Linked DNA regions of Homo sapiens: region 1 is linked to region 2. The links are chromatin loops, found by intact Hi-C in ENCODE. Cell type or tissue: GM12878. All regions are shown on one strand. Each heading gives the region's core, and the rest is flanking DNA. Links, peaks and the distances in the headings are about the cores only.

Region 1 (15,073 bases), core at 2,423-10,422, 150 kb after region 2:
ACTGCTGCTCAATTAAGATTTCTGGTGAAATGTTTAAGCTTTTTCTCCAAGAGCTTCCAGCATCAAGTACAAAAGGATGATCCTGAAGGAAAGATGAAGCTGGTTTTAACGGCGTCTGTGAGCTGCTTTCCCTGCACACGAACAGAAGCTCTTACCTTACAAACAGAAAGGGAAAAAGGACCTTAAAAAACCATACACAGACTCTAGCAAAAGCCAAATTCATGTACATTTCACTCCGTCTAAAATGCAGTCCCGGAAACGCTCCACGGTCCTCTCCTGCCTCTGCACGCAGGCAGGCAGCCTGGGGGGCTCCTGGGTGCTGCCAGGAGCCGTGTCCCATCTCCCCAGAGGGACCGGCCATGGCCCTGGTCACTGTGGCATCTTCCCAGAGCAACTGCGTCTCGCTGCCCAGGGAGGTGATTCCATTTGTGATCAGTGAGAGGGAGAGGGAATAAAGTGCTTCTCGTAAAAATGACCAAAATAAATACACACATTTAACGGCAGAAAAGAAAGTCTTGAAAGGGTTATTTCCAAAGAGTTTGTCTCCTCCGACCCGCGCTCCTTGGACTTTTGGAAAGACAGGATTTCCCCACACCAGTTGAGAGGCTCAGCTTGGCTGAGGCAGCTTTCCCACCCCTGGCTGCGTGTTCGGTCCCTGGTCTGTAAACCTGTGCCCAAGCTGCCCCAGACCCTGGAGCCCCGGGTTCCGCAGGCCGGGCTACATGGCCTTCATGCCGTTGGCCGTGGCACCCTCGGGCAGTGTGTCACCCGCGGCTGCGGCATCGTGGAGGCCCGAGTAGTCCTTGAGCTCGGCGTTGGTGAGCAGCAGTGGCTGCTCCCCCTTCTTGTGCGGCAGCAGCGGCTGGCGCGTGTAGTGCTCCCCGTTAGAAATGTTCTCAGGCAGGTTCTGGTCCCTGCTCTCGGGCAGCAGGAGGATGCAGATGATGCAGATGAGCGTGCAGCAGGCAAAGATGATGTGGTGCAGGAAGTAGCCTTTCTGGTTGTGCAGCTCGATGATGGGTGCCGTCAGCATGCCGAAGCCCGCGCTGGCCAGCACCAGCCCCAGCCCGCCACACCTGCAGGGGGAGGGAAGCACAGGGATTGCTGCTGTGGGCTAGCGGGCTGGATCCCGGGAAAGCTCGGGGTGGACCAGGAAGCCACCTCTGCAGGGGCCCTGCTGCCCTGGGCACTGCCCAGTATACCCCGACCTCACACGTCCCATGTCACCAGCACCCTGGCTGTGTCTGTACAAGGCCACTCTACGGCAGTGACTGTTTTTCCTCATCAAATCAAAAGCTTTTACTTAATTTATCTTTTTCTTTAATGTTTCCTATTTTTATTGTTTTTTCAGGGCTGGGGACCATGAGAACTTTATTTTGAAAGGCAGCCTTATATAATACTACTGTAAATGGGAAGCTGATATTACTTGCCATAAGTAGTATACAAGGAAAAACAAAAGGGATTGAAATTATGCCATTTCCTGAAGGCCTGGGGGATTACCAAGGGTTAAAGAGGGTACTAAGGACATACCAACACGAACAGAGACTTTCTCTTTGTCATAACTGGAGAGACTGCAAGATACTTTAAAAGAGTAGTTTCCTCACTGTGAGTTGATGGCCCACGTGTCTCCTGAAATTGCTCACATACCACCATTGGAAACGGTCCCATCTCTGAGGATTGTGCCTGAAGGGTCCCCCAAATGAAGCTGTGCACTGACAGAGAGGAACTCACTGCAGCTCTGAGCTCAGGATAACCAAAGTCCAGAAGGCAAGCCATTGATTTCCACTCCCTGCCTTGTACGGGAGCAGCCAAGAGTCCCAGGGATTAGTAGATACGCAAAACTTACAGAACCCCTATCCCTCAAACCTCTCCACTTTGACCTAAAAACACATTACTGGGACAAAGGTGTTCTGTGGCCCCTGAGAAAGCAGTGCTGTACCAGGCTGCAGTGGGACCGTGGCGCTCAGGTGTCAGGCCAGGCTAGAGAGGGCTGCCTGGTCCCCAGTTCTGGGGCCTCATTGAAGGAGGTAGGCAGAGGTGGCCTTGTCTCAAGGAAGAGGGAGTGGAGTTGTGTGCCTCGCTCCACAGCAGCAGGTAGACTGGTCCTTTGGTTTGGGGAAGCTTTCTAATGGGCTGCTCGTTAGGCACCCCCTTGAAGTGAAGAGGGCTGTATCCTTTGAACTGCTGAGGCTGAGTGGGCTGAAAGGGAGGTCCCTGCAACAGGTAGGAGGCAGGTAGATAACTCCAGCTCTTGACTAGTCTGTGGTTCTCTTGGTTGGCACTATAGGTAGCTCCTAACTCACCAAAAGACTGTCCTACAAGGTCACAAGATAAAAGATCAACATACAAAAGTCAATTATATGTCTACGTGCTAGCAACACCCAAAAATGAAAATGCCATTCACAATAACATCCAATGAATAAAATGTTTAGAAATAAATAACAAAGGAATGCAAGACTTGTATGCTGAAAAAGATAAAACATTGCTGAAAATTAAAAGATAAAAATAAATGGAGTGACATTCCATGTTCATGAATTAGAAGACTAAATATTATAAAGATGGTAATTTTTCCCAAATTGATCTATACATTCCACATAATCCCTATCAAAATTCCAGGTGACTTTTTTTTTTTTTCAGAAAACAGCCAATTCTAAAATTTATATGGAAATGCAAAAGACTCAGAGTAGTCAAAAACAATTTTGGAAAAGAACAAAGAAGGCTTGCCTTCCCAGTTTCAAAACTATAAAGCCATACGGCTTAAGGCAGTGTGGTGTTGGTGTATATATCAATAGATCAATGGAACAGAACTGGGAGTTCAGAAACTAACCTTCACATTTATGGTCAACTGACTGTAGATGGAGGCAAATCCAGTGAGGGGGAAGGGATAGTTTTTTCAACAGGTGGTGCTGGGACAACAGGATATTCATGTGCAAAAGAATGATGTTGGACCCTTCACATCATGTAAAAAAATGAACTCAAAATGGATAATAAAATCTAAGTGCTTAACTTAGCTCAAACTATAACGCTTCTAGAAGAAAACAAGAGAAAAGCTTTATGACGTTGGGTTAGGCAAAGATTTCTTACACATAACATCAAAAGTAGGATCCATAAAAGAAAAAGCTGATCAATTGGACTTCATTAGGATTAAAAACTCCTACCCTTCAAAAGATACATGTTTAAGAAAAAAAGACCATAGACTGGGAGAAAATATTCGTGAAGCATATATCAGATAAAGGACTTGTAACTAGAATATATAAAGAACTTTTTTTTGAGAGTCTCACTGTCGCACAGGCTGGAGTGTAGTGGCATGATCTCGGCTCACTGCAAGCTCTGCCTCCCAGGTTCATGTCATTCTCCTGCCTCAGCCTCCTGAGTAGCTGGGACTATAGGCGCGTGCCACCATGCCCAGCTAATTTTTTGTATTTTTAGTAGAGTCGGGGTTTCGCTGTGTTAGCCAGGGTGGTCTTGATCTCCTAACCTCGTGATCCACCCGCCTTGGCCTCCCAAAGTGTTGGGATTACAGGCGTGAGCCACCACGCCACTCTTATAACTCAAAAAGAAGACAGATAATCCAGTAAAAAGATGGGCAGGCCAGACACAGTGGCTCATGCCCAAAGAGGCTTGGGCAAAGGTGACCTGGGCAGGGAGGATGGGAGTCCCAGGGTTCCCAGGTGGCCCTCATAAACCAGATATACACAGGTCTATGCTAATAACCCCAGGAAGATTCACAGATTTGGAGCCTTTTTCTCAGAATGCAATGGAAGAATGGTGATTGTGTGTGTGTGTGTGTGTTGGGGGCTTTTGTCCTGTAACAAAATAAGAGAAGACACTTTGCTCTGCCTTTTCTCCCTCTAATGTAGAAATGACTGCCTCTCTGTTGGTTGCAGTCCACCCATCTGCATCCACCATGGGCACAGGGCTTGGGGGCACAAGGGCAGCCTTGCCAGGCTTGCAGCCCTAGGGGACAAAGACTCGCTGGATTCTTCCCTTTCCCAGCTCCTTCCTGTCCAGCCCATGACCAAGTCCTCAGGGCCTCCACTCCAGGCCGCCTGGGTCTGCGCTCCTCCCTGGCGCATCTTCTGCACCCCCTAGACTTTGTTTCCTCACCATTGCCAAACCGATTTTCCTAGAACACAGAGCTAATCATATCACCTGGCTGCTCAGAGTCCTCCAATGGCTCCCTCCTGCCTGCAAGGTGATGCACAGGTCCTGGGGGCCCCACCTCTTCCTCCTGTCCTCTGCCTTTCAGTCCCAATACTCATGGCACCGGGGTCCCTCAGCTCTGTCTGGTGCTCGCTCTGTGAGGTTGGCCTATGCTGGCTCAGCCGAGCTCCCACAGGCTACCTGGGTAGGGCGCCGTCTGTGCATTTCTCGAGGAAGGAGATGCCTTCTGGTACAGGGTCTTCGTTAATGTTTATTCCATTAGATGATTGTCAAGACTGGGGCATCAGCCATTAGCCTCCAAGCCTTGAGTAAACCCACATAAAAAGAGCCAGCCCAAAGTGAGCTACAGAACAGACTTTTGCTGCCACAAAGGTGCGAGTGCCGTGGCTGGGAGCAGGAGTTCTGGAGCCCATGAGCCTGGGCTAGAATCCTGGCCCCCGCCCACCAGCTTCACTTCCCGAAGCCTCGGTCTGCATCTATAAAACAGGGATGAGAAAAGCTCCAATGTCCAAGTGCAGTGGAGGTTAAAGCACGAATGTGACTAGCATGGGGACAGGAAGATCCGTGGCTTGATTGGTTCCAGGTGGCATCCATTGAGTGCCGGGAAGGGGCCACCCAAGTCTTTCAGGGTCTAGGGGGCAGCTGGGTGTAGGAGGAACCAGAGCTGGAGAGGTTCAAGAACTGGGAGGCGAACAGGATGAGCCTCTCCCATGGGCCTAAAGCCTCCAGGCATGACATGGAGTCCTAAAAGTTGGCAGAGGGGGCTGTGCCACTGGGACCCTTCTCCTCCACCCTGGCCTTCCTCTCGGTGAGGCACCAAGCTCTGCAAACACTGCCTCCTCAAGCTGCTTCACACCCGCCCACCCTCACCCTTCCAGGAACCTCTGCTCCTGCTCCCCGAGCCCTAGGAATCCAGCCTCACCTCCTCCCGCCGCAGTGCACTTGCCAAACACGCATCGCCTCTAGAGCCACTATGTGCGGGCTCCAGGCCACATCCTGGGAATCCCGTCCCAGCCACCCTTCTGAGTCCAGACTGAGCAGGCTCTCTTGGGCACTTCCCCTGCATCCTCAGGACACTTGTGTAGCCCGAAGACACATTCGCATTGCGTGTCTGTGTGTCTCTAATAGACACCAGATGTTTCCAGGGCAGGACCAGGCTCCACTCCGTGTGCTGTCCCCAGCACCTGCCCAGCCACTGAGACCTGGCTGGCACCTGGGCATCTACTCAGTGCTATAGTCGGATTTCTAGACTGGCCCCAGTAATTCCCACCCTTGTGCCTTGAGTGTGCGCTGGCCCTCAAGGTACAAGGTACAAATAACGTACTTTTTAGCAATCAAATTTACGGCCAGGATAGTGAGATGTTCCTTCCACAACAAGGTTCCAAAAGGCAGATTCTAGCAGACTCTTGCTAGCTTTGACGAAGCGAGCTGCCTTGTGACTGTGGTCCCTATGGCCAACGGCCAGCAAGGAGCTGAGGCTGCCAGCCCCACAGCCCGTGAGGAAACAGCCTACCAGTGCCTGACTTGGTTTAGTGGTGGGCCCTACCCACTGATGGTAGCCTCTGAGAGACCTGGAGCAGAGGACCCAGCCAGGCCGTGCCCAGACTCTGGAGCCATGGAAACCATAAGATAGTAGATGCATGCTACTTCAGGCCCCTGTTTTGGAGCGATTGGTTATGCAGCAATAGAAAACCAAGATACTCGGTGAGTGACAGATTCCCCTGCCTTAGCCACGGAGGGAGACTGACAGCCACCTCTCATGCAGGCTGTGACAGGCATCAGCACTTCATATTAGAAAGCCCTTCCCAGGGAGAGGCTGAAAGAGTTGCAGGAATAGCCACACCACTGTGCTTCTGGGCCTGAAGACGATATGGATGAGGAAGAGCAAGAATTTGGGGGATGTCTCCCAGATACTCAAACTCCTCCCAGGCTGAGGGTCCCAGACCACCGTTCAAAGACACTCTGCATCTTTCTGTCACTATTTGTTCATGTGCCTGTCACCTTACTAGTCTCTGAGCCCTTCAAGGGCAAGAATTATTTTCTAGGACATCAACAGGCACGTGCTGTTTGTGCTTAATAAATACCGGATGCTTGCGGATCACACGGGCTTCCTGGATAGGAAGGTCAGCTCACCCAGGTGAATGGGACAGGTTAAATAGAGACAACCACGGAAATGAGCAATAAGACCAAATCCTTCTGTAAGATGAAGACTGAACACCTAAAATAGCCAATTAAGTCTTTCTGGTAGACCTGGCTCTTTCAGGAAGCCACAGGGCATATCAGATGCTAGGGATAATGGACATGATTTTAATGGGGACAGCATTTTCTCGGAAACCTCCCAGGTTTCTGCCTGACCTTCCCGGCACTAAATGTGGACGGCACTGACAAGCAGTGAGAGGACTCCCCTTACTCACACGGGAGTCACATACAGGAGGGCAGAGTACAGACCCCCAGGAGGGGTGGGCAGAGGGCCACTGTTAAAGGGCAAACTGCATGGAACAAAAGCCTTGCATTGTGCCTGGTGAACCACATCATACTGATCTATCTTGTTAACTGTGCCAAATAAAATGAAATATATTTAATTTGCAGATCATTAGAAAAATGTCTATGTATATGTATATACATAATATGCAACAAATGTACACATGCATATATAATATGGAATATATCTTTTTATTTTTTTCTGTGGGAGCAATTCTCTGGTTTTCTATCAAAGATTCCTTGATATGGCCGGGCATGGTGGCTCATGTGCCTGTAATCCCAGCAATTTGGGAGGCCGAGATGGGCAGATCACGAGGTCAGGAGATCGAGACCACTGTGGCCAACATGGTGAAACCCCGTCTCTACTAAAAATACAAAAATTAGTTGGGTGTGGTGGCGCGTGCACGTAATCCCAGCTGCTTGGGAGGCTGAGGCAGGAGAATCACTTGAACCAGGGAGTTGGAGGTTGCAGTGAGCCGAGATCACGCGACTGCACTCCAGCCTGGCAACAGAGCAAGGCTCCGTCTCAAAAAAAAAAAAAAAAAAAAAAAAAAATCCTTGACATCATTCAGTACGATTAGGAAAAATTTTGGCAGAAGTTGGTATGCCATTTTTGGCTTTGTTTTTTTTTCTCTCTTGAAATCTCAGAGAAAGAGATTGTTACATCCTTGGTTTTAAGGTGTTGGGTTCCTTTCCTGCCCCTGAAATGTGGGCTCTGCCAGTGCCTTTTCTGCTTTTCTCTGGGTTGTCACTAGAGGGCAGCATACGCCCGTGTTTAGAAGTCAGAGCTGCTTGATTTACGGACAGAGAACCGAGGGCGCACACTGCCTCCTTGGGCTTTAGGAGCACAAAATTGTAATACCCACGGGATATCTTTATTTTACTAGCAATAGGATCTCAATAAGGTAGGAAAACTGATATGCAGGCCGACTTCTTACTAGAAATGGCAAACTTCATTGAATTAAGGATTCCAGAATCAAATTGCTGTTAGCCATGTGAACGTTACCATCTCACATTGAAACACCCGAGGCGAGGCTCCTGTTCTAGCTCCTCTTTTATATTACTTAATGTGACTTGACTAAATTTCTGTGAAGTTGAGGATAAGCAAATATTTGTACCATTTTTTATAGAAATAAATACAACTGCTGAAGATGCCCAGCGAAGAAGAAGAATATGAACTGTCCTGTGCTGAGCCCAGGCCCTTTGCACATGGCCTCCATTCTCCACCCCCGCCTAACAAGGTGCCTGTAGTCAGTTTTGTTTTAAGACAAGGACACTAAAGCCGGCCGAGGGACCCACCCAAGGCCACACAGGGAGGCGGCCTCAGGATCATGGGCAGCTCCGTCTGGTTCCTTCCCAGGCTCCGGGCCATATCATCAGCACCCTCCCCTCATCCTGCCCCGCTGCTCATCGCTCGCACGCCACAGGCGCTGCCGGCATGGGACGCATGCTGGCTTCCTGTCTGCTACTCAGTACTTGTTTTCAGATGTGACATTTTTAAGACACAACTTTTTTTTTTTTTTTTTTTTTTTGAGATGGAGTCTCGCTCTGTCGCCCAGGCTGGAGTGCAGTGGCGCGATCTCGGCTCACTGTAAGCTCCGCCTCCTGGGTTCACGCCATTCTCCTGCCTCAGCCTCCTGAGTAGCTGGGACTACAGGCGCCCGCCACCACGCCCGGCTAATTTTTTTTGTATTTTTAGTAGAGACGGGGTTTCATCGTGTTAGCCAGATCCTCTCGATCTCCTGACCTCGTGATCTGCCCGCCTCAGCCTCCCAAAGTGCTGGGATTACAGGCGTGAGCCACCGTGCCCGGCCTTTAAGATACAACTTTTTAAAGAAGTTGAACAGACTCTGATACTCCCTTAACCCCAGGTCATCCTGGCCCTCGGTGCCTATTCTTGAGGCAGCATTAGAGCGGAAGACAGATGTCAGGGAGTCGTCAGTCAGGGAGTGTCTCAGGGAGGCCTGTCCGACTTATGATCTAGAAAGGGCCAGGGCTGCCGGAGTGGGCAGGGCAGGAGAAAACAGGCGGGTGTCATGATCACCAGCGCCTGCCTCCTCTCTCACCTGGACCCCTCCGTGAGGGCAAAGGAAGCCTCGGAGCCCACCTGGAGCATCCAGATGGACAGTGGATAGAAAAGATCCGCCCCAGCACAGCCAGCAGCTGCTTCCAGATCCGCCCAGGACCCCAGGCCACTTCTGCCCATGTCAAGCTGGGAGATGGGCACAGTCAGATAGACTTGCAAAGTCACCCAACTCCCAATGTCTTACAGATGAATCAGAGCTGTGCACTGGCTGATGAGAACCACCACCTGGCCTGGGCCTGAGCGGGTAGCTGGTTCTGTCAACGCGAGGTCTGAACAGAATCTCATGAAACAATATTTAGTTAACTTGGCCTCTATCATCCTTGGGGCAATAGATTTCTGCAGGCCTTTGTTGCTTTTTGTGGTGGAACAAGTATGAAAAGTATAAAAGCATTTTTTGAACTTTTTGCAGAAAATTTCATATCCTAATATTTGCTTCCAGGCAGTCCATCCTGGCCCCTTACCCTTTGCTGCCAGAAGGCTTGTCTGTAATAGTGTCACAGGGAAAGGCTAGTTCTGTGCTAAGAAAGATGGAGCTCACGGGCCCCAGGCTGCCCATCGTGGCTTATCTTGGAATTTTCTCTGTGAAGTGGGGGGATGGTAGGGGAGTCTACTTCCATCCTAGGGCCTCCGTGGGAATTGTTCCTCAGTCATTTGCAAGAAAGAGCTGTGGCCTCCCGATGGCACGGGTGAAAAGGGCTCCCAGCGAGAAGAGGGATTTGTCAGGAACGCTAGACATTCTCCCAGCCTGGCCCAGGGACCCCCTTTGGACTTAATTTCCTTTCATCCTCTGCAGGCACAAAAGCATCACCAAGGGTCACATATTTTTTCCAGTTTGTCATCTTGGCAAGCTGAATCTGAGAACATGTTTGTTGAATTTCTATCCTCAAATCTTTCCAGGTTTGCGTCAAAGAGGAAAAGCTTACAGCATTTCCTTCCGTCTAGCTTGCTAAGCCAAATCTAACAGAGAATAATGATGCCTACCAACTGCCAGAGTTAAGGGGTACCCGCTAGCCACCCCCTCCCCCAACAAAATATGCATAATCATGCAAAGGCTGCAGGAGGCCAGCTGGAAACCCAGAAGGTCTGACTGTGGATTCTGGTCTATTGAAAGACTTGGCTTTGCTGTTTTGTTTGATAAAGGAGAGAAATTTCACTTTCCGTCCTTTAGACAGGGAGTGAGCCTGCGGTCGGCCTGAGGTATCCTGCAACTGCAAGCACTAAATAAGCTCCTGACTCATCTCTCCCCTGTGGCTGATGCAGAAGGTAGGGACAGGATGAGTTCCTTGTGCTTAATCATACAATGCCTTGGCATTTCTGTCCAGGTGCCCAGTAGCTGTCAGGCTGGGCCTGTAGGATACGATCCAAGAGAATGAATCAAAAAGTGTGGACGTGAAGATGCTGTTGTTAGCATGGCTACTGGAAATGTGGAAAGTAAGAAAGTCCACGGACCTGCCTACTTGCTCCCAAAGCCTTCCCCAGCTTAGCCTCCACATAGTCTGCCTTGGACTGGAATAGCCGCTACTGGATTTTCCCAAGGGTGTCATTATGCGGACACCTGGGTTTTGACTCACGGCTGAACTACTGCCATTACTCTCAAGTTCTGTTTTATGAAGGCACGTGCATGAGAAATGCTGATACTCCTTTAAGAAGTTCAGTGTGGTATAACTCAAGCTCCTCAGTAAGTCACAAACAGTGTAGGAAAATGACTGCAGCTGAGTGATGCCCTTTTAGTGGAGGCGTGCCTTTTTATTAACCTATAAGCATGGTGGCAACAGTAAATGGCGTGTAGCACCCATGAACCACGACCCAGGGGCAGAGACGGCACCAGGAAGGGGTCAGCCTCACTTTCCGAACTAAAGCAAAAGTGGCTGAGCACAGGTTAGTCACACCTTTTAGGGAGGTATGAAATGGCCGCAGACTCCACGAGGGCGGGACTGTGCTGCTGTGTTTTCTGGGCCTAGTGTCTGGCGCGCAGTGGGCTCTCCATCCATGTTTCTTACATGAGTCAGTAATCTCACTCGCTGTGCTCGCTTTGGATTCATGACATCAACTTCTCAGGTCAGTATGAAATAAGGCTCTTTTGGCCTGGCACGGTGGTTCACGCCTGTAATCCTAGCACTTTGGGAGGCCAAGGTGGGGGGATCACCTGAGGTCAGGAGTTCGAGACCAGCCTGGCCAACCAGGTGAAACCACGTCTCTACTAAAAATGTAAAAATTAGCCGGGCGTGGTGGCGCACACCTATAATCCCAGCTACTCTGGAGGCTGAGGCAGGAGAATCACCTGAACTTGGGAGGCAGAGGTTGCAGTGAGCCAAGATCATGCCATTGTACTCCAGGCTGGGCAATAAGAGTGAAACTCCATCTCGGGGAGGGCCGGGGGGTAGGCTCTTTCTACTTTGTGAAACATTTTGCACTAGCTGTGCCGTGAGGTCTCTTAGCAGAGTTGGCAGCACAGGTTCTGGTGGAAGTGCGGCATAAGTGATCCGCTGCACTCCCCCCCTTGCCAGACGCTCAGACACTGACATATTTCCTGGGCCCAGAGTAGCTCCCTGTTCCCCCTTCCTCCTGCTGCTGCCTGGACAGGACCCCAGGGCCAGGTTCTCACTGCCTCTTGGGCGCCTCGGGGTTGGGTCCAACAGCCACCTCAGCTATGAACCACGAAGCTGATGTGTCCAGAGCCAGAGACAGAGCTGACGCTGGTTAATCCCACACCAGCCTGGAGCCAGGGACTCGTCTTTGATTTCCGAGAAGCCGGCGTCCCCTGGGGTGTCTCCCATGACGCACCTTATCACCGTCGGGGTGATCTCCGCACAGAAGAACACGCTGAGGCTCCCCACCGCATGGGAGGCAAACATGCCCACGATGGAAAACGCGATGGAAAATTTGTCCTTGACGCTGTCACTCATCCCTGGGGGAAGGTCAGAAGAAGGTGGTGAGGGAAGAGAGGAAGCCAGGCCAGGGTGGGAGGGAGGCCTGGGGCTGCACAGCACAGCTCCTTCCCAGTGTCCAGCTTGCGGCATGGATGGGTATGCAATTCCCTCTGGGGACCAAGCAGCACCTCAAGGACTAGAAGCCCAGAGCCCCTGCAGTGGGTTTTGTGGGGCTTCTATGAGTCCCTGTGCGTCAAGCATGCTGAAGCTCATGGTGGCCTCTATTGGAATTCCTCAGCCGGGAGCCATGCCTGGTGGGAGGGCAGGCTGGCATGTCCCTGGTGCCACAGCGACATCCCTCTGCCCTGGCCTATGTTTGCTCCAGTCAGGTCTGATGTGCCCAACGTGTGGGACAGGGTAGCTGAGTCAGGGTTGATTTAAGGAAACAAAAACTCAAGCCACAGAATTTATGGGCCCAGAAGGCAAGTGTTCAACCCATCAAAGCCCTCGTAAATGGCACCGGAGACCGACCTCGCGCCAGGACAGGGTCTGGCACAGTGCACGGGCATGCTGTCAGGACCATACAGCTGGGGCTCAGCTCAGCTTCCCCAAGGCTGCATAGAGGGCAAGCACTCTCCAGGGACACGGGCGAGGGCTGGGGCAGGCCAGGCGGGTGCAGCAGCAGCTTCGAGGTGCAGGGCGGCACTGTGCTGTCCCCATGGGCTGCAGGGCAGCAAGCTTACATGAGTCAAAGGGGGACAGCGGCTTCCCCTGGCAGCACAGACAGCCGGGCCCCAGCACTCCCAGGCTTTCTCCCCCCACCCAGACAACTGTCCCTAAGACAAAGCATGTTGGCGCCGGGCCAGGGCCTGTGCTGAGCCTGGTGCCAGGGGAAGGGGCGGGGGCATGCGTGCCAAGCAGCACACAAACAGGGAAGCACCAGTCGCTCTTTCTAGAGGCAAGAGGGAGAATACAAATGTATCCGTATAGTGTCCAACCTACGGCCAACTTCAGCTGCAGTTCTTGGAGGGCAACGGGGAGAAAGAGAAAATGGAAACCACAGGTCCGTGAGTCTTCGAGAAAACACCCATTTAGATGTAATATGAGACGAGGAAGCACAGCCCACGCGCTTGGGACTCACCTGAGTCTGGGTGCTGGCTGTACTTTCCAATCACTGGACCCGCAGACATGATCGCACCCACACGGACAAGGGCCAAGCAAGCGAGAAGAGAGAAGAGAGCACATTAGGTGTGGAGTTAGCCTAGCGTGTTCCCATGCGACTTGGTTCAAGCAAACTCCCTTCCGTGTCTGGGATGGCGCTGGCCGCCGGGGCAGTGGAATTCATACTGCGCTAAACAAAGATCTTTTTGTTAGGAAGACAGGAGTGAGACCCTGCTGGCCTCAGAGCCTGAGGAGAAAATGGAACCTTCACAGTGAGACCCCAGCAGGTGCAAAGGGTGAGCTTCCTTGCATGTAAAGTCACCCACAGGTCACTGCCGCCTGCATTCAAGCTGCGTCAAGTGCTGTGGGGTGCCCCTGCCAGCCCCAGCTCTGCTCCTCACGGCTGCTTGGTGTTCGCCTGGGGCTCCTGTGCATTCCTGCTCAGGGCCAAAGGGGCACCACAACACCCGGGGGCTGAGGCACCCTGCCACTTCCGTCCCAACTGTGTGAGCAGGAGACTCCCTGGAAGGGCAGCTGGGGAACGGGGATGGAGGGAGACAGGCGCCACGTGTGCAATCCATTAGCTAAGCCTAACAGCAGTCTCCCAGCAAGGTATAGATTGCATAAGAACTGTCCAAGTTAGAAAGCTGCTCCTGAGTTTGAAGTGAGCCATCTCTAATCTAGGCTGCACGACAAGGCCGCTCTGATCTGGGTGCGGTGGACAGCCCTGGCGTCTAGTTCTGAGAGCCCGGGTTCATTTTCCTTGTAAAGGCAGGGGAGCTCTGTGGGGTCGATGTTCCCGCAGTGTCCTGAGCCTGTCCCAGGAGGACCGTGCCAGGGTGGGAGAAGAGGCTCATCGGTCCTGCCTGTTCACGTCGCGCCCTGGGCTGGCCACGGAGATGCTGTGGTGGTTTGTCCATACACGGGAATGGGTATTTGTTGGTGAGGAGCTATACAGAGCTTGCTGGAAGGGCCAGATGGACTCTCTAGCTTTGCCTTAGATTTTTTTTTTTTTTTTGAGATGGAGTCTTGCTCTGTCACCCAGGCTGGAGTGCAGTGCTGCGATCTCAGCTTACTGCAACCTCTGCCTCCCAAGTTCAAGTGATTCTTCTGCCTCAGCCTCCTGAGTAGCTGGGACTACAGGCGTGTACCACCAAGCCCAGCTAATTATTTTTTGTATATTTAGTAGAGATGGGGTTTCACTACATTGGTCAGGCTGGTTTGAACTCCTGACCTCATGATCCGACCGCCTCAGCCTCCCAAAGTGCTGGGATTACAGGCGTGAGCCACCGCACCCGGCCAGATTATTTTTAACCTTTACTGAGAAATTCTTTGGTCCAAAGAGAAGCTGATGAACTCGGGAACATCTGCTGAAAAGCAGGGCCCTAATGCAAGGGTGACAAAACAGATTTATTTCCCCCTTAATGTCACTCGAAAGAGACAATCCTTTGTTCTTCTTGGTCATGTGATGAATCACACAGAAGCAGTCTACCTATTAGCAAAGACTGGGCCACCAGGACTCGGAAGGAATCATGGTGCAGCCCGGGCCGGGGCAGGGGCAGGGGGAGGCGGGAAGGCCCAGTGCCCTCTAAGGCGGGCTCCACAGATGCTCTCAACTGAAGCTCTGTTCTCCCCAAAGCAGCTCCTTCCAGCAGTAGATTTTAGAGTGGCCAGCGGAGTCTTATGCAGCCCTTTCAAATGCCCTTGGGGATCTGCCAGCTTCCCTCCCTGCACCCAGCCCACCTCCCCGACCCACTCACGGTTGAGGAGGCCGAGCTGCAGGAGTGAGGCCAGGGCGGTGAGGATCATGAAGAGCAGCAGCCCTCCCCTGCGCCCGAGGAATCGGACCACCACGCACATGGCCAGGCAGGACACCAGCGCGATGCTGGCCGTGGTATAGTAGTCAGCATAGAAGTTCTCCAGGAGCGGCACCTTCACCTCGTGGCCCATCATGCTCCTGGCAAAGCAGTGGTGGATCCCGTACCCCGTCAGCCTGTGGAGACATACCGAGCGGCAGTGGGTGGGCTGCCCCCATGCCAGGGGCTGCGCTGCCTCCTGGGAGTTCGTGCTGTCAGGTGACCAGGAGATGAAGAAGCAACTCAATGTGTCATAGAAAAGCCCATCATGACCGAACCACGAGCAGATTACAGAGCCAATGCAAAAGAGGAGACGTGGGAGAAATATGGAATGCTTCTCCTGATGGAGGTCCAGGCTCATGCCCCACTACCATGGCTTTAATAGACAGGTGTGGGCACAAGAGCAGTGAGTCCTTTTGTTAAAACACACACTTTCATGGGAATCCTCCAAGACA
Region 2 (15,073 bases), core at 2,555-10,554:
CCGGCTAATTTTTGTGTTTTTAGTAGAGATGGGGTTTCACCATGTTGGCCAAGCTGATCTCGAACTCTTGACCTCAAATGATCCACCTGCCTCAGCCTCCCAAAGTGCTGGGATTACAGGCGTGAGCCACCGCTCTCGGCCTACCAGTATAGTTCTGATAGGTTATTTAATGGTTGAGGAAGGCCCCATCCATCTAGTTGCATTGCAGATCATTCTTCCTAAAATATCTCTGAAGAAACAGGTTTTTCTGGATTTTGTACGGCCGTTTTATAAATGCAGCTGCAAGTTGATATGACATATAATCTGGGAAAACAAGCAGTGGTATTAGTTAATCCTGAAATGCAGCTGTAGCTCAGTGTCAGTAGGTAAAAGGATTCGTGTAAAAACTTTGCTTCAGAATAGCCAGTGCCCAACCTACAACTGACTTTTGTTCCAAAAACTTGTTTGTAAGTCTGCTGTTTGGAACTTTGACCCTTATTTCAAAATCCGTAAGGTGATTTATTCCTGGGTCAGGTCAAGAAAAGCCTTTTCTACCTGAAATTGGATATTATGTGCAGTTATAAATATTAATAATTCACATAACCTAACAATCTTCCTAAAAAATATTTTCCAAGTTCAACCTTGGGATGCCCTGCCAGAGAATCAGAGACTGTCCTTCTGCTGACGCTTGCCACCACGCTGTATCTGGCAGTCAGAGTGTGGCCCCGGTGCCTGAGCCCTCTTAGGACTCTGTTCAGCCATGAGGTTAGAGAGGAATCATGGCCTCTGGAGTTCTAATGGCCCCGTGGCCACTTCCTAGCTCTGTGAGTGTGGGCAGATTGTTCAACCTCTCTGAGCCTCCTGCCTTGCAGCGTTTTTGTGAGGATTTGAAACAATAAATGTAAAAGCCTGGGGATATAATAAACATGAAGTAATTAGTAGGCACAATGGGAATATTTATATAATAGTACAATATATAAGAGATGTAAAAATAATTCATCAAGATTCATGCAAATTTCAAGCCCTGAAGGTAGCAAATACTTTATTGTAGATAATGGCTACTTCACAAAACATACACAAAAGAAATAGCTGAACATACAATATGATAATAGCAGTTTCTTTTTTTTTTTTTTTTTTTTTTTTTTTGAGACGGAGTCTCTCTCTGTCACCAGGCTGGAGTGCAGTGGCACGATCTCGGCTCACTGTAATCTTCACCTCCCAGGTTCCAGCGATTCCCCTGCCTCAGCCTTCTGAGTAGCTGGGATTACAGGTGTGCACCACCATGCCGGGCTAATTTTTTTGTGTGTATTTTAGTAGAGATGGCGTTCCACCATGTTGGGCAGGATGGTCTTGATCTCCTGACCTCGTGATCCTGACCTCGTGATCCACCCACCTGGGCCGCCCAAAGTATCGGGATTACAGGTGTGAGCCACCACACCTGGCCGATCCTAAGCTATCTTAACTGTAGAAATGAATTTCTCAGAGGAATAGGGCAGTAATCATAATAAGTAAATGGCAGAGTCAGTATTGCCATTGCTTGGTGGCTTCATTGATGCCCCTTTAATAATATTTCTGTAGATAAGGAGCTTATAGTTTAGTCAGACCTTATTACTACCCAATTCTGTCTTTTATTTTTCCAGAAATGGTATGTTAAGAGTAGATGTACCTGTATTCAACACATCTGTTTCCACGTTTGTTTCTTTTTTACTTGAGACTGGCAAATAAGATTAAACCAAAAGATAAAACAGGACCTCATTTTTTCAAAAGGGCTGTGTTTCAGTTATCCTTTGACTAAGGGCAGAGGTAGGAGTAGAGAGTATGTAGAAGAAAAAGGAGATGGGCCGGGCCTGTAATCCCAGCGCTTAGGGAGGCTGAGGCAGGCAGATCACGAGGTCAGGAGATTGAGACCATCCTGGCTAACAGGGTGAAACCCCGTCTCTACTAAAAATACAAAAAAATTAGCCGGGCGTGGTGGCGGGTGCCTGTAGTCCCAGCTACTTGGGAGGCTGAGGCAGGAGAATGGTGTGAACCCGGGAGGTGGAACTTGCAGTGAGCCGAGATGGCGCCACTGCACTCCAGCCTGGGCGACAGAGTGAGACTCCATCTCAAAAAATAAATAAATAAAAATAAAAATAAAAGGAGATGGTGGTTGATTTCATTGTATTGGCACTCCACCAGGAGAAGAGAGCGCCTCCTTCTGGCATCTGTCCTGGCTTGCCATCATGTCCCTCCTGTGCTTCACTCAGTCATCTGTCTGATAAGCTGTGGGAAGGCTGATGGAGCCTGGTCCTGGTGCAGGGGCCGTCTGTGTGCCCCACTGGTATATATCCCAGGACAGTCTGGCTGTCCTCGAAGAGCAGCTGAGGAGAGGTTAATCAGAACACCTGTACGGCACCCATAATTCAGGCAGCACAGACACTGGCATTATGCCTGTCCTGAGGCGTTGTCCTGTGCTAAGTGTGGTCCAGTTAGATGCTGGATCCTAGGAGGTCTTAGGCCAAGGCGGGTGAGTGGCAGGAAGGAGGGCTCTTGAGATGGAGGCTTATGGACAGGGCTACTTAGCAGTTGACACAGACATATTTTAACATCTTAAAAAACAGTAGGATTTATCCGTGCAGATGGGCACTGTTGACTATGGCCCTCCTGCAGCAGGCCAGACAACACAGGATACCCTACAGCTAAAGAACAGCCTGGAGATCGAGACCTTGGGACCAGTCTCATCTTTGGGAATGTCACCAAGGCTGCTGAAGGTCTGGGTAGGTCCTCTGGGCCTGCTGAGTGCAGACGAGTGACTCCAGGGTCTCTGCCCCTGATGTCCACCCTCGTTTCACGCCAGCCTGCACTTGAGGACCCTTGGCTTCCAGCTCACCGGCGTGTGCCATGAGCCTCTGTGGCCATTGATTGAGCAAGCCGCCTAGGGTTTTTGTAGGGTGAGCCCCAGGCTGGGCACAATAGCGTATTCAAGCATGAGGGCACAGTTCAGATCGGCAGTCTAGTAAAGAAAATTCAAACTCATGTCACTGTTCAGAATTGGAAAAATCGAAATAACCCAAGGAGACTGAGAGGCGTTCTGGAGGCGACTCATTCATATACAAAGACAGTTTTATCATATTAAATTCGTGCTGTTAAATGATTTTCCTCTGGGGGTGGATTTTTAAACATTTTTCAAATTTTATTTTTTAATTGACATAAGTGTACCTGTTTATGGGGTAGATAGTGATGTTTCGATAGATACAAGGTGTAGTGATCAGATCAGTGTAATTAGCATATCCATCGTCTCAAACATTTATCATGTCTTTGTGTTGGGAACATTCAGTATCTTCCTTCTAGCTATTTTAAACTATCGCTTATTGTTAGCCGTAGTCATCCTACAGCGCGTAGAACACTAACACTTATTCCTCCTGTCTAGCTGGAATTTTGAATCAACTAAGAAATCTTCCCATCTCCCCTTTCCCCCTGTGGGGATGTGTTTTTTCTCTTCTAGCACCTCGGTAACCTCTGCCAAAGTGGCTGTGAATGGCGTTCAGCTGCATTACCAGCAGACTGGAGAGGGAGATCACGCAGTCCTGCTACTTCCTGGGATGTTAGGTCTGGGTACTTTTTAATGGAATGTTTTTGCATGCTGTAAAATCTATGATGCATTCACAATACTAGATGCCAAATACTGATGATTAATTTTAGTGCTTTTTTGAAATGTTTTCATATTTGCTACAATCAAACTTAAATGACTTAGAAAAGTAGGTAACTTTCTACTGCTGTTCAGAATTGGATTTTTTATTCCTTTAGTAAAGTACCCAGTTTTTCCTATTGCAAGTACTCTGTGAAATCACAGTTGCCCATAATTTGGGAGGGTGACAGGGGTCAAGGAAAGGGGTGTGGGAAGAAGGTAAAGGAGGAACGTGAGTGGGTAATCAGTCATCCTAGTTTGCTTGGCGTTGGGGGATTTTCCAGGATGTGGGACTTTCAGTGCTAAAACTAGAGTGAATTGATCACTTGTTGTGGTTGATAATATATTCCGTTAAAATAAGAGGTAAGAAAAAAAAAACCTCAGTTTGATTCTTTTTAGAAATCAGAGTTAGATTGGCATATTACCCTCTCTCAATATATGGGCCATAATAAAGCCTACTGGATCTCAATCTCATTTTGCAGAACTGGAGTTCAGATGTAGAAAGTTCAAGGGAAAAATTTGCAGTGATTCCAGTACATCCGAAATCTGGTTTTAAGGGTGTTAGTATTGTTGCTTTATTTTTGATTTAGTTAAATAATCCTAATATTTAATCTCAGTATTCCTGGGGGACTGGATCCAGGAAGCCCTCAGATCCCAAAATCTGAGGATCCTCAAGTCCCTGATATAAAATAGCTCAATGTTTGCATGGAAGCTACGCATGTTCTCCTGTATACTTTAAGTCATGTCTAGATTACTTACCATATCTCATGCAATGTAAATGCTGTGCAAATAATTGTTATTTTGTATTGTTTAGGGAATAATGACAAGGAAAAACGTCTGTACATGTTCAGTACAGACCCAACCACCCATTTTTTTCCCGAAATATTTTTGTTCCGAGGTTGGTTGAATCCACAGATGTAGAACCACGGATAGGAAGGCTGACTGTACTTATTTCTTTGTGATTTGCTTCTTTCTAAAAGTGAAGTGCTAAAAAGGTTCCACTTGACTGAGCCTCAGCGGATCGTGGCACTGTTGCACGTGTGTCTAAATGGTGTTTGGTACCTTTGTTTTCCTTAACCTGATGAACAAGGACACTGACTCTCATGGCTGATGGGGAGCTAAAGTTATCTGTAAAAACATTGCCTATCTTAGCTTTCCATTATTTCGGTATTGCAGTCATTGTCCAGGTGCTAAAAACTTACCAATTTAATTTTTTTTTTTTTTTTTGAGAGGGAGTCTCACTGTTGCCCAGGCTGGAGCCAGTGGCACTATCTTGGTTCACCACAACCTCTACCTCCCAGGTTCAAGCGATTCTCCTGCCTCAGCCTCCTGAGTAGCTGGGATTACAGGTGTGCACCACCATGCCTGGCTAATTTTGTATTTTTAGTAGAGACGAGATTTCACCATGTTGTCCAGGCTGGTCTCAAACTGCTGACCTCAGGTGATCTACTCGCCCCGGCCTCCCAAAATGCTGGGATTACAGGCATGAGCCACAGCACCTGTCCCCAATTTAATTTTTTTTTATGTAAAGTATTAGCATGATTCCAATATTAAAAAAAATGGACCAGAGGAGATTCTCTCTCCTGTCCTATCCTCAGCACCCAGTTCCCCTCCCCACAGGCCTCTCAGATGTTACATGCTGATAACTATGTACATGTATTCCTTAAATGTTTTTTTAAGTTTTATATTCTTGGCACTGGTCTTCAAATGTGTACATGTGTGCCAGGGAGCAAATGCCTTCTTGTTTCTGAAATTGGTCTTTTAGACTGTTCTTTTTTCCCATCTTCTCACCTCCTGCCCCTCCTTCAGGGTACTTCCGTGGCCAGAACCCCTCCAGGTCAGAGGCAGAAGAGAAGCCTCATGGGTCACAGCAGCAGATGTGGGCTGGAGATCTATTCATTTGGTTTTGGCTTGAATTTTCTGAATGGTTTACTTGATCTTGGGAAAGATATATCTTGCCAGGAAAAATGATAGGCCTTGACAATGTTGAATGATCCTGCACCACCTTGAAAGACATTTTCTAATATGGTTTGTCAGGCAAAGTGGTTAGTAGTCATTTGTGGCCTGAGGTAGAAGTCCTCAGAAATCAGCAGACTTCACTGATAAAATGCTGACTTGCCCCTGGACTGGGCTCTGTGAGAGTGGCCTTCTGCACTGTGCACAGTAGGTGTGAACACACCACACCTACAGGGACCACGTGGTGGGCTGTGGACTAGCGGCCAAGCTCCCTGCAGGCCCACTAATAGAATTCAGCTTTTAGCATGGGCTGTTTCATACTGTTCTGATGAAACTGATTTGGTTTCTTTCCTCCATACCCCTTCTGCATTTCAGTGTTTTTGTTTAGTTTTCCTGGTTTTTAATTATAACTACAAAATAAAATCTTTAGGCTATTCACCTTAGCTTAGTAAAAAAAAAAAAAATTAAAAATCTGGAATTTTAGAATTCTACTTTGAATAACTTGGACCAAATCTCATAAATTTCTTTGCAGATATTATAGAGATCCCTCTCATGTGTAAGTCATTGTTTTAAGAAGAATAGATAACCCAGAAGCATATCTGTGAATTAATTTGTATACAGTTTCATTAATTCTTTCCTTTAGAAAAGGAAGATTAAGCCAAAGAGGTTTCAAAAGTGCTGAAATAATACAGAAGCAAAGGAAGACCCAGGGCCTCTGTCTTTCTCAAAATAGCCACCAGGGGGAGGTCGGAGGCAGGCCTGCACTCCGCCGGGAAAGGAAGCGCGCCTCCTTTTTTTTTTTTTTTGGTGGAGGGACAGAGTCGCACTTTGTCACCAGGGTAGAGTGCAGTGGCGCAATCTCCGTTCACTGCAACCTCTGCTTCCCTGGTTCAAGCGATCCGCCCGCCTTGGCCTCCCAAAGTGCTGGGATTACAGGCGTGAGCCACCGCGCCCGGCCCCTTTTTTTTTTTTTTTTGGAGACTGAGTCTTGCCCTGTGCTCAGGCTGGAGTGCAATGGCGCGATCTGGGCTCACTGCAACCTCCGCCTCCCGGGTTCAAGCAATTCTCCTGCCTCAGCCTCCTGAGTAGCTGGGACTACAGGCGCACACCGCCATGCCCGGCTACATTTTTTTTTTTTTTTTTTTTTTGTATTTTAGTAGAGATGGGGTTTCACCGTGTTGCCCAGGCCGGTCTCGAACTCCTGAGCTCAGGCAGTCCGCCCGCCTCGGCCTCCCAAAGTGCTAGGATTACAGGCGCACCCGGTCAGCCTGCCTCCTTTCTTCGAGTGGATGGATTAAGTCATTGCAAGGCTGCTTTCCTGATTACATTCTGACCACTTTGAGTAGAAACTACTTTGCTTTTAAGATTGTTATTGCTTCTGTTTTCACTGTAATGTGTTTGATAGTGAAAGCGATCACCTGAGGGTAACCAAGTGGCTGTTTTTAGGAAGTGGAGAGACTGATTTTGGACCTCAGCTCAAGAACCTCAATAAGAAGCTCTTCACGGTGGTCGCCTGGGATCCTCGAGGCTATGGACATTCCAGGCCCCCAGATCGCGATTTCCCAGCAGACTTTTTTGAAAGGGATGCAAAAGATGCTGTTGATTTGATGAAGGTAGGTCTCTGAGGGAAGGGCCAGGGGAGGAAGGGTGGCTGGGCCTGTCTTCATTTATTTTGTTTAAATTTTGTTGTTATATTTTTCTACAAAATAATACCATGTGATTGCTATAGAAAACCCCAAGAGTTCAAATAGGTATAAAGAAGAAAGTAGAAATAGCCCACAGTCCAGCTCTCTAGAGACACTACCAAATCTTGGCGGCTCTGCTTTCTGGCCAGTCTTATTACATCACAAACGCAGTTTCATATTGATGGCATCGTGCTACACCTAACGTTTTTCTAACTTACTATTTTTGTTGAACAATTTTTCAAGGAAATAACTTTCATGTCAATAAATATGCATTTATACTAGTTGTATGATAGGCACATATTATTCCATTGTATGGATGTACTGTATCTTATTTCACCAATTTTCTTTTTTTTTTTTTGAGACAGAGTGTTGCTCTGTCACCCAGGCTGGAGTGCGGTGGCGCAATCTTGGCTCACTGCAACCTCTGCCTCCCGGGTTCAAACGATTCTCCTGCCTCAGCCTCCTGAGTAGCTGGGATTACAGGCACATGCCACTATGCCCAGCTAATTTTTGTATTTTTAGTAGAGACAGGGTTTCATCGCATTAGTCCGGATGGTCTCGATCTCCTGACCTCATGATCCACCCACCTTGGCCTCCCAAAGTGCTGGGATTACAGGCATGAGCCACCACACCTGGCCTATTTCACCAGTTTTCTAATAGTAGATAATTAACTTAATTTTTAAGTTGCCTTTTTCTGCTGTTATAAATAGCAGGCAGTGAACATTCTGTTGCTCGTGGGCATTTTCATTTTTTTGCCACTATAAACAGTATTGTTGTGGACATCCTGGACTGAGCTCCTGGCACACAGGGAGAATTTCATACACATTTAGGAGACAATTTGCTAGGTGATGGAAGTTCCAGATGTTCATTTTGCAGGATAGTGCCACAGTAGTTACACCATTTTATGGTCCGGGCAGCAAATATCTTGGAGTAATATTAATTCTTTACCTTTAATTTTCCAGTCATTCCATTCTTTTTTCTTGGCGGCCTCTCTAAGATGTAATCTTTGTCCATTTTCCCTGCCAAACGCATGTCCAGACCCTCTCTGATTCACCCGCGGACTCACACAACCTCCCCATGACGCTGTTCTCTGACAGCCTGGCTCTTGCCAGTTCTTCCCACAGTTGCTTTACCAGATACCCTGCTTCACTCCATCCAGCAGAGCTCAGGGTCCCCTCTCTGATCTACAGAACTGTTCTCAAGGTCCTTGCTCAGGCATGCATATGCACACACGTGCACACGCATACACACGTATGCTGTATTTGTCATATTTAAGTACTTGGTCTCCATTGATTCTAGTTCCTTGAGCTTTTTATCCAACCAGAAGATGTAGTTCCCTCCTAATTCAAACCCATACCGTATGCTCAGGTTTTTGTGACAATTTCCACTAAAAGTAATTAAGAGAAAACATGATGTCATCAAATGGTGGACTCTAGGGTTTTTCTTTTCTGACTAATTGATACTCCAGCCTCACACCTGTATTGATTCTGATAATTAGTGATTCAGTTTCTTTTAACAGAGAGGAGCAATAACCCGTGCCGTGCATTTTGTCGTATGATCATAGGCGCTGAAGTTTAAGAAGGTTTCTCTGCTGGGGTGGAGTGATGGGGGCATAACCGCACTCATTGCTGCTGCAAAATATCCATCTTACATCCACAAGATGGTGATCTGGGGCGCCAACGCCTACGTCACTGACGAAGACAGCATGATATATGAGGGTAGGTTCTGCGAAGGGGAGATGCCGGGACGGCAGATCCTTCCCCTCTCTCCGCATCTCATCTCTTATTGTGGGATATGTTGACAAGACACATCTCTCGTGCTTCTAGTTCTCAACTCTCAGGTAGGAAGAATAACGAGTTCTCAGAAAAGTAATGCAGTTTAACCAGTCTGAGTTTTAAAGCTTTCTGTTTCCAGGAGTGAAACTTCCATGGCTCAGGAAAAGGCTAAGTAAAATCACTATTTCTATTTACTACTACTGATAATGAACTTCAGGGAAGGAGGGGGTGGTGTGAAGTGTTATTAATAATCTCATTTAAAATACTGTGAGGCCAGGCACAGTGGCTCATGCCTGTAATCCCAGCACTTTGGGAGCTCAAGGCAGAAGGATCGCTTGAGCCCAGGAGGTCGAGGCTGCAGTGAGCCATGATTGTGCCACTGCACTTTTGCCTGGGTGACAGGAGTGAGAGAGAGATGGGGGAGGAAAGAAAATAATGTTGAGTGTGGAAAAGAATCACTGGATACAAATATGAAACCTTTTATTTTGATTAAAAGAATTTCTGTGCTATTTGCATGCTTTAACGTTGTCCTTCAAGCCTGTCTTTGAGGTTTTTTTTTTTTTTTTTTGAGTTTGAGTTTCACTCTTGTTGCCTGGGCTGGAGTGCAGTCGTGCGATCTCAGCTCACCACAACCTCTTCCTCCTGGATTCAAGCGATTCTCCTGCCTCACCCTCCCAAGTAGCTGGGATTACAGGCATGTGCCACCATGCCTGGCTAATTTTGTGTTTTTTAGTAAAGACGGGGTTTCTCCATGTTGGTCAGGCTGGTTTCGAATTCCCGACCTCAGGTGATCCACCTGCCTTGGCCTCCCAAAGTGCTGGGATTACCAGCGTGAGCCCCCACGCCCAGCCTGAGGTCTTTACAGGCACTGGAATAGGGGCCAGTGAACTTCAGCCTGTGCATTACACCTAGCCTGCCTCCCACTTTTGTGCAGCCCACGTACCAATCGAGGTGGCTAGTGCTGTGAGTCACAGAGACCAAGCTGGGGTGTCCCTTTACCACCCAGCATTGCTGCCCCAGACCTGCACTGGTGGTCACTACACAGGGGTGACTGTTGGCAATGAGCAGGCACCCAGCCATGGAATTTCAGTCAGCAACTCAGGAGTTGCTTAGCCTCCAGCAAGCTGCCCCATTGAGATGACCAGGCTCTTGGGAGGAAAGAAGGGTGCACCAGGATCTAGGGGTTGCTAGGACAAGAAGTGAAACTGACCTGCGTTACCCTACTACCCCCACCTGCCAGCCTGGCCCACCAGGACCCTCTTCCTCAGGCCACTAGCTTTTTGTCCAAGTGTGAGTCTAGTGGATCCCAGATGGCCTGCCCCAGACACTTAGGACTAGGTGGGTCAGGTGTTTTCTCTCCTCATGTGTAAGTATCTACATAATGTCTTTGATTTTGCTTCTTGGCCAGCAAAACCTAAAATATTTATTTACTCTCTGGCCCTTTACATAAAAGGTGTACAGATCTCTTCGCTAGAATATCACAAGTCTAGTCTTTTTCAGCTATTCGACAATTCACGTGACTTTTAAGTACGCTACTTAGTGGCAGCGTTCTGTTGTAGAATTGTAGTTCTTCACAGTCTTTCTGTTTTTTAAATGAATATGAAGCTCTTACGGTGAGTCTGATGTGGTTGCCAGTCCTGTCTGTGCTCCTGCTTGTCCTTATTTTGCTCCTGCCTGGTATCCATCTTGTGCACAGTAGGCCATTCCGCTCTGTGAAGGGTCTGTCCCCTCCCGCGGCCTCTAGGACAGGCTGCCTTGAGTTCTTCCTCCCTCTCCTGTATCCTTAAATTCTCTCCACTGGGTCAGTCCTCTCAGCCTGCAAAAGTGGGCACAATTCTTCCTCCAGAAAGTTGCCACTCCTACCTGTGGTTACTATCTTCCCATTCTTTATTCTTTCCCACAAACTTATGGAAAGAGCCACCTGCATTCCCTGCTTCTAGGGATCCTCCTTTCCTTCCTTCTTTAGTCCATTCTGCCCCATCTCCCTCTCTGGCCCATTCTAGCCCCCTCTACTGAAACTCTCCTCACTGACCCCTGCCCACTTGTTCTTTCCCATAATCACTATCTCAGTTCATGGCCTGCAGATGACCCGGCATCCAGGCAGAGTCCCAGATGCATCCCTCGAGGGCCCAGTCCTCCTCTGCCCTCTTCATTTGCCCACCTTGCCCTGTTCATTGAACTGTGATGCTTTCTGTTGTTACATAATACCCCTCCAGTTATCCTCACCTCTCTTCTTTCCCCACATTCTCCTGGTTTAGGCCGCTAGCTTCATATGGTAGTTTGTTCTCCATAGGAGAGTTTCCTTTGTAAGGCAAAAATCTAATCACTTAATTCCACTAGAGGACTTAAAATCCTTCACTAACCAGCAAAGTCCGTGCAGTTTGGCTGGCCCCTCCTGCCAGCCCCTCCCCGGACATTCTCCCATCTCCCCTTTCTCCTCATCCTTCCGGTGCCTCTCCCACGTGGGATAAATGGCCATTCCTGGAACAAGCTTCCCCCTCATGCCTCTTCGCCTTTGCAACTGCTGCTGTGCCAGCTTGCACCAGCCTTCCCCTCAGCCACATCCTCTGCCAGGGCATATTCACCCCTGACACAGCTCCTTGGGCCTCCGCGTCTGGGATGGCGTCCCGGAGCCCTGAGACCTGGCGGTGCTCTCCCTCCTGGACCCCGCCACACCTTGCACGTGCCTGTGTCACGGCCCTTCAACCCCGGGCACTGTCAGCACTTACTCCCTTGCCTCGGTCACCGCAGTGGGAACTCACTGTGTGCAGTTGCTCTGACTTTCCTTTCTTGATGAAAGCAAGAGTCTCTCAGTAGCGCAGCACTCTTTACTCTCTGACGTCTCGCTACTTCCCCTCCTGGCTACTCTTTCTTTTTCATCCCCCATCCTCTCCTAACTTGTGTCAAGATGGCTGTGGCCCGCCAGTGTGCTAGAGACCAAGCCCCCACCACGCACCTCCTCTTGGCTCCTTGGTCATTCTGCAGCGTTTGAGAACATGCTCATGATGTGTGCGCCATTGGTTACACCCCTCTTCTTGAAGCTTTCTCTGTCTGGAAGTTCTTGCCACCGTGTTCTCCCGACTTCCCTCCTCTCTCAGGCTGTTCCCTGGCTGACACGTGCCTGCTCCCCCATGTGGGCCACAGTGTTGGGGTCCTCCAGGCGTCACCCTCAGTGCTCTGCTCCCCTCTTACCCTCACACCTCACACCTGAGTAGCTTCACTCAGCTCCTTGCTCCACCTAACTCCCAAACCCCACATGTTCGACTGTTGTTTTTTTTTAAGAGACAAATTCTCACTGGGTGTGGTGGCTCACACCTGTAATCCCAGCACTTTGGGAGGCTGAGGCAGGAGGATCACTTGAGCCCAGGAGTTCAAGACCAGCCTGGGCAACGTAGCAAGACCCCGTGTCTACAAAAAAATACAAAACGTAGTCAGGTGTGGTGGCATGTGCCTGTAGTCCCAGCCATTTGGGAGGCTGAGGTGGAGGATCACCTGAGCCGGGGAGGTTGAGGCTGCCGTGATCTGTGATTACACCACTGCACTGTAGCTTGGGTGACAGAGGCGAGACCCTGTCCCAACAACAGCAACAACAACAACCAAAAGAAAAAAACAGAAAGAAAAGAAAAAGACGAGTTCTCACTATGTTGCCTTATTCAACTTTTTATTCAATTTTCTTATCTGGTTGTCTCACACCTACTTTAAATTCAGTCTGTCTAATACTGAATTCATGATCTTCTCTCTAGGCCTGTCCCTTCTGCTAAATTTCTTGTCATTATAAATAATACTCTTTCTCCCTGAAAATAATATTTTAATTACTATTTATTGAGTGCCTGCCGTGAGCTAAAGTCTTTAACAACGTGATATCCATGTAAGGTCTCTGATTCTCAGCCTGCTTGTCAAGTGAAAAACGGGGGCTCACAAAAGTGAGGAAACCTTCCAGACCACATCCCCCACACTGCGGCCTGCAGCTCACTGCACTCTTCTCTTCTGCTGGGCTCTGAGTGGCCCCATCTTGCCCTACCCCTCTCTCCCTCCCACCAGGCTCCCGCCAGCCTCGTTGGTCCCGTCTGGGCTGATTCTGTGCCTCTCCAACCGGTCCAGGTCCTTGCCTCCTACCAGTCTGCCTTCCATGATGCTCTGATAGCAATTCAGCAATATGTGAATCTCATGGTGTCTTACTTTAAGCCTTCCAGGACTCCCCACAACTTTCCTGATAAAGTTCAGGCTCCTTCACTTTGCTCACGGAATGAGTGGCCCGGCCTCTGCCTCTCCAGGTCCCCTCCCCCCACTTTCCCCTCCCAACCACCAGTGTCCAGCCATCCGAGACCACCTGGGTCCCTGCAGCAGGTGGCGGGCTCCTGCCTCCTTGTGTGGGCCCTTCCCGCTCCCTTCCCACTCCTTCACTTGTTTGCTGACTTCTCTTCTCCCAGAATGGCCCAAGCATTCCATCTTCTAGGAAGCCCTCACCGCCGCCACCCCGTGTCCACTGCCCGTGTGAGCACACAGGCCACTCTGCTACAGATGGACGGCTGGTTCTTGTACCCGTCTCCTGGGGTGTAGGAGCAACAGTATCTCTCTAGGGTCTAAGTCCATGAGTGAAATTGCTGAGTGTTGTGGGCAGGTAGACTACATTACAAGTGACAGATTATTTTCCAGCAAAATAAATTTACACTTCCACCAGCAATAGATGAGATTCTTAACTTTTAGCTCTTCAACAAAAACTTGAAATTCTCAGACTTCTTAATTCACTAGCCAATCAAATGGGTGTAAGATATTATCTTATTGGGGTCTTAATTTGCATTTCGTATTACTAATAAGATTGAAAATCTGTGTTTATCCACCATTTGAGTTTCTTCTGTATTATATCCATGTATTTTTATTGGTGAAAAGTTTTTTGTTATGTAATAATTGATACACACAATACAGTATGTTTGGGTATACAGTATGAAATGTAACAACAAAACGACCCCGCCGCTGTCCACCCAACTCAGCACCAGAACAGTTTCAATGTTATCCCAGTGTTACTCTAATCCTAGTCAGTAACCCCTTTTAGGGTAACTGTGTTGCAAGCACCTCTTCACAGTGGGTGGCTTTTGCCTTTTTCTTTATGGGCAGAACTACTTAATGTAAGGAAATGCCACAGTGTTTTGTTTTTCTTTCCTTTTTCTTTTTCTTTTCTTTCCTTTTTTTTTTTTTTTTTTGAGACAGGGTCTCCACTATTGCCCAGGCTGGAGTGCAGTGGCACCATCTCAGCTCACTGCAGCCTGCTTGCTCAACATCAAACTATCCTTCTGCCTCAGCCTCCCAAGTAGCTGGCACTACAGGCGTGTGCCACCGCACCTGGCTAATTTTTTTTTTTTTTTTTTTTGAGACGGAGTCTCGCTCTGTCACCCAGGCTGCGCAGTGGCGTGATCTCGGCTCACTGCAAACTCCGCCTCCTGTGTTCACGCCATTCTCCTGCCTCAACCTCCCGAGTAGCTGGGAATACAGGCGCCTGCCACCACGCCCGGCTATTTTTTTGTATTTTTAGTAGAGACGGGGTTTCACCGTGTTATCCAGGATGGTCTCGATCTCCTGACCTCGTGATCCGCCTGCCTCGGCCTCCCAAAGTGCTGGGATTACAGGCATGAACCACCGCGCCTGGCCAATTTTTGTATTTTTTGTAGAGACGGGGTTCCGCCACATTGCCCAGGCTGGTCTTGAACTCCTGGACTTAAGTAATCCACCCACCTCAACCTTCCGAAGTGCTGGGATTACAGGTGTGAGCCACCATGCCGCCCGGCCTCACAATGTTTTATTTTCTCATTGGTTTGGCTGGTTTTGTTTGATTTTAGATCCACCAACATGTTTGCCCATTTGTTTACTCACCTGTTCTTTCTTCTCAAATGTTCCTTCTAAAAGCATTTATCTTCTCTTCTTCCTGAAGTTATTTTTAGAAGTTATTTAAGGGCAGCCTGTTAATGGTCAACTCAGTTTTTACCAACAAGTGTCTTTTCTTTCATCCACCTTTT

What was found. A loop is a pair of places that touch in the nucleus more often than their neighbours do. Peaks named below come from ENCODE experiments on the same cell type or tissue, not always from the same donor. Only the 100,000 strongest peaks of a DNase experiment are listed, where the experiment ranks them.
Region 1: it touches region 2 in a loop (7-fold over the local background); 3 of 110 quality-filtered maps call a loop at or near these places.

What each region holds. Positions count from the first base shown.
Region 1 is chr6:3,272,337-3,287,409 of GRCh38, forward strand. It overlaps SLC22A23 (solute carrier family 22 member 23), which reads right to left. Exons shown (of 10, transcript NM_015482.2): 7 at 14,523-14,755; 8 at 12,743-12,775; 9 at 11,516-11,639; 10 at 1-1,076. The coding sequence ends at 719. Among named protein-coding and RNA genes, the nearest start is that of PSMG4, 21 kb to the left of the region's middle. RefSeq lists enhancers at 7,285-7,344, 10,182-11,109, 14,591-15,073 and a silencer at 9,759-10,053. In GM12878, for the core only: a CTCF peak has its summit at 7,399 (motif pointing right); a DNase peak (open chromatin) is centred at 7,405.
Region 2 is chr6:3,120,194-3,135,266 of GRCh38, forward strand. BPHL (biphenyl hydrolase like) reads left to right here. Exons shown (of 7, transcript NM_004332.4): 2 at 3,464-3,567; 3 at 7,049-7,215; 4 at 8,852-9,005. Among named protein-coding and RNA genes, the nearest start is that of BPHL, 9.0 kb to the left of the region's middle. RefSeq lists an enhancer at 13,294-13,950. In GM12878, for the core only: a CTCF peak has its summit at 6,344 (motif pointing right); a DNase peak (open chromatin) is centred at 6,351.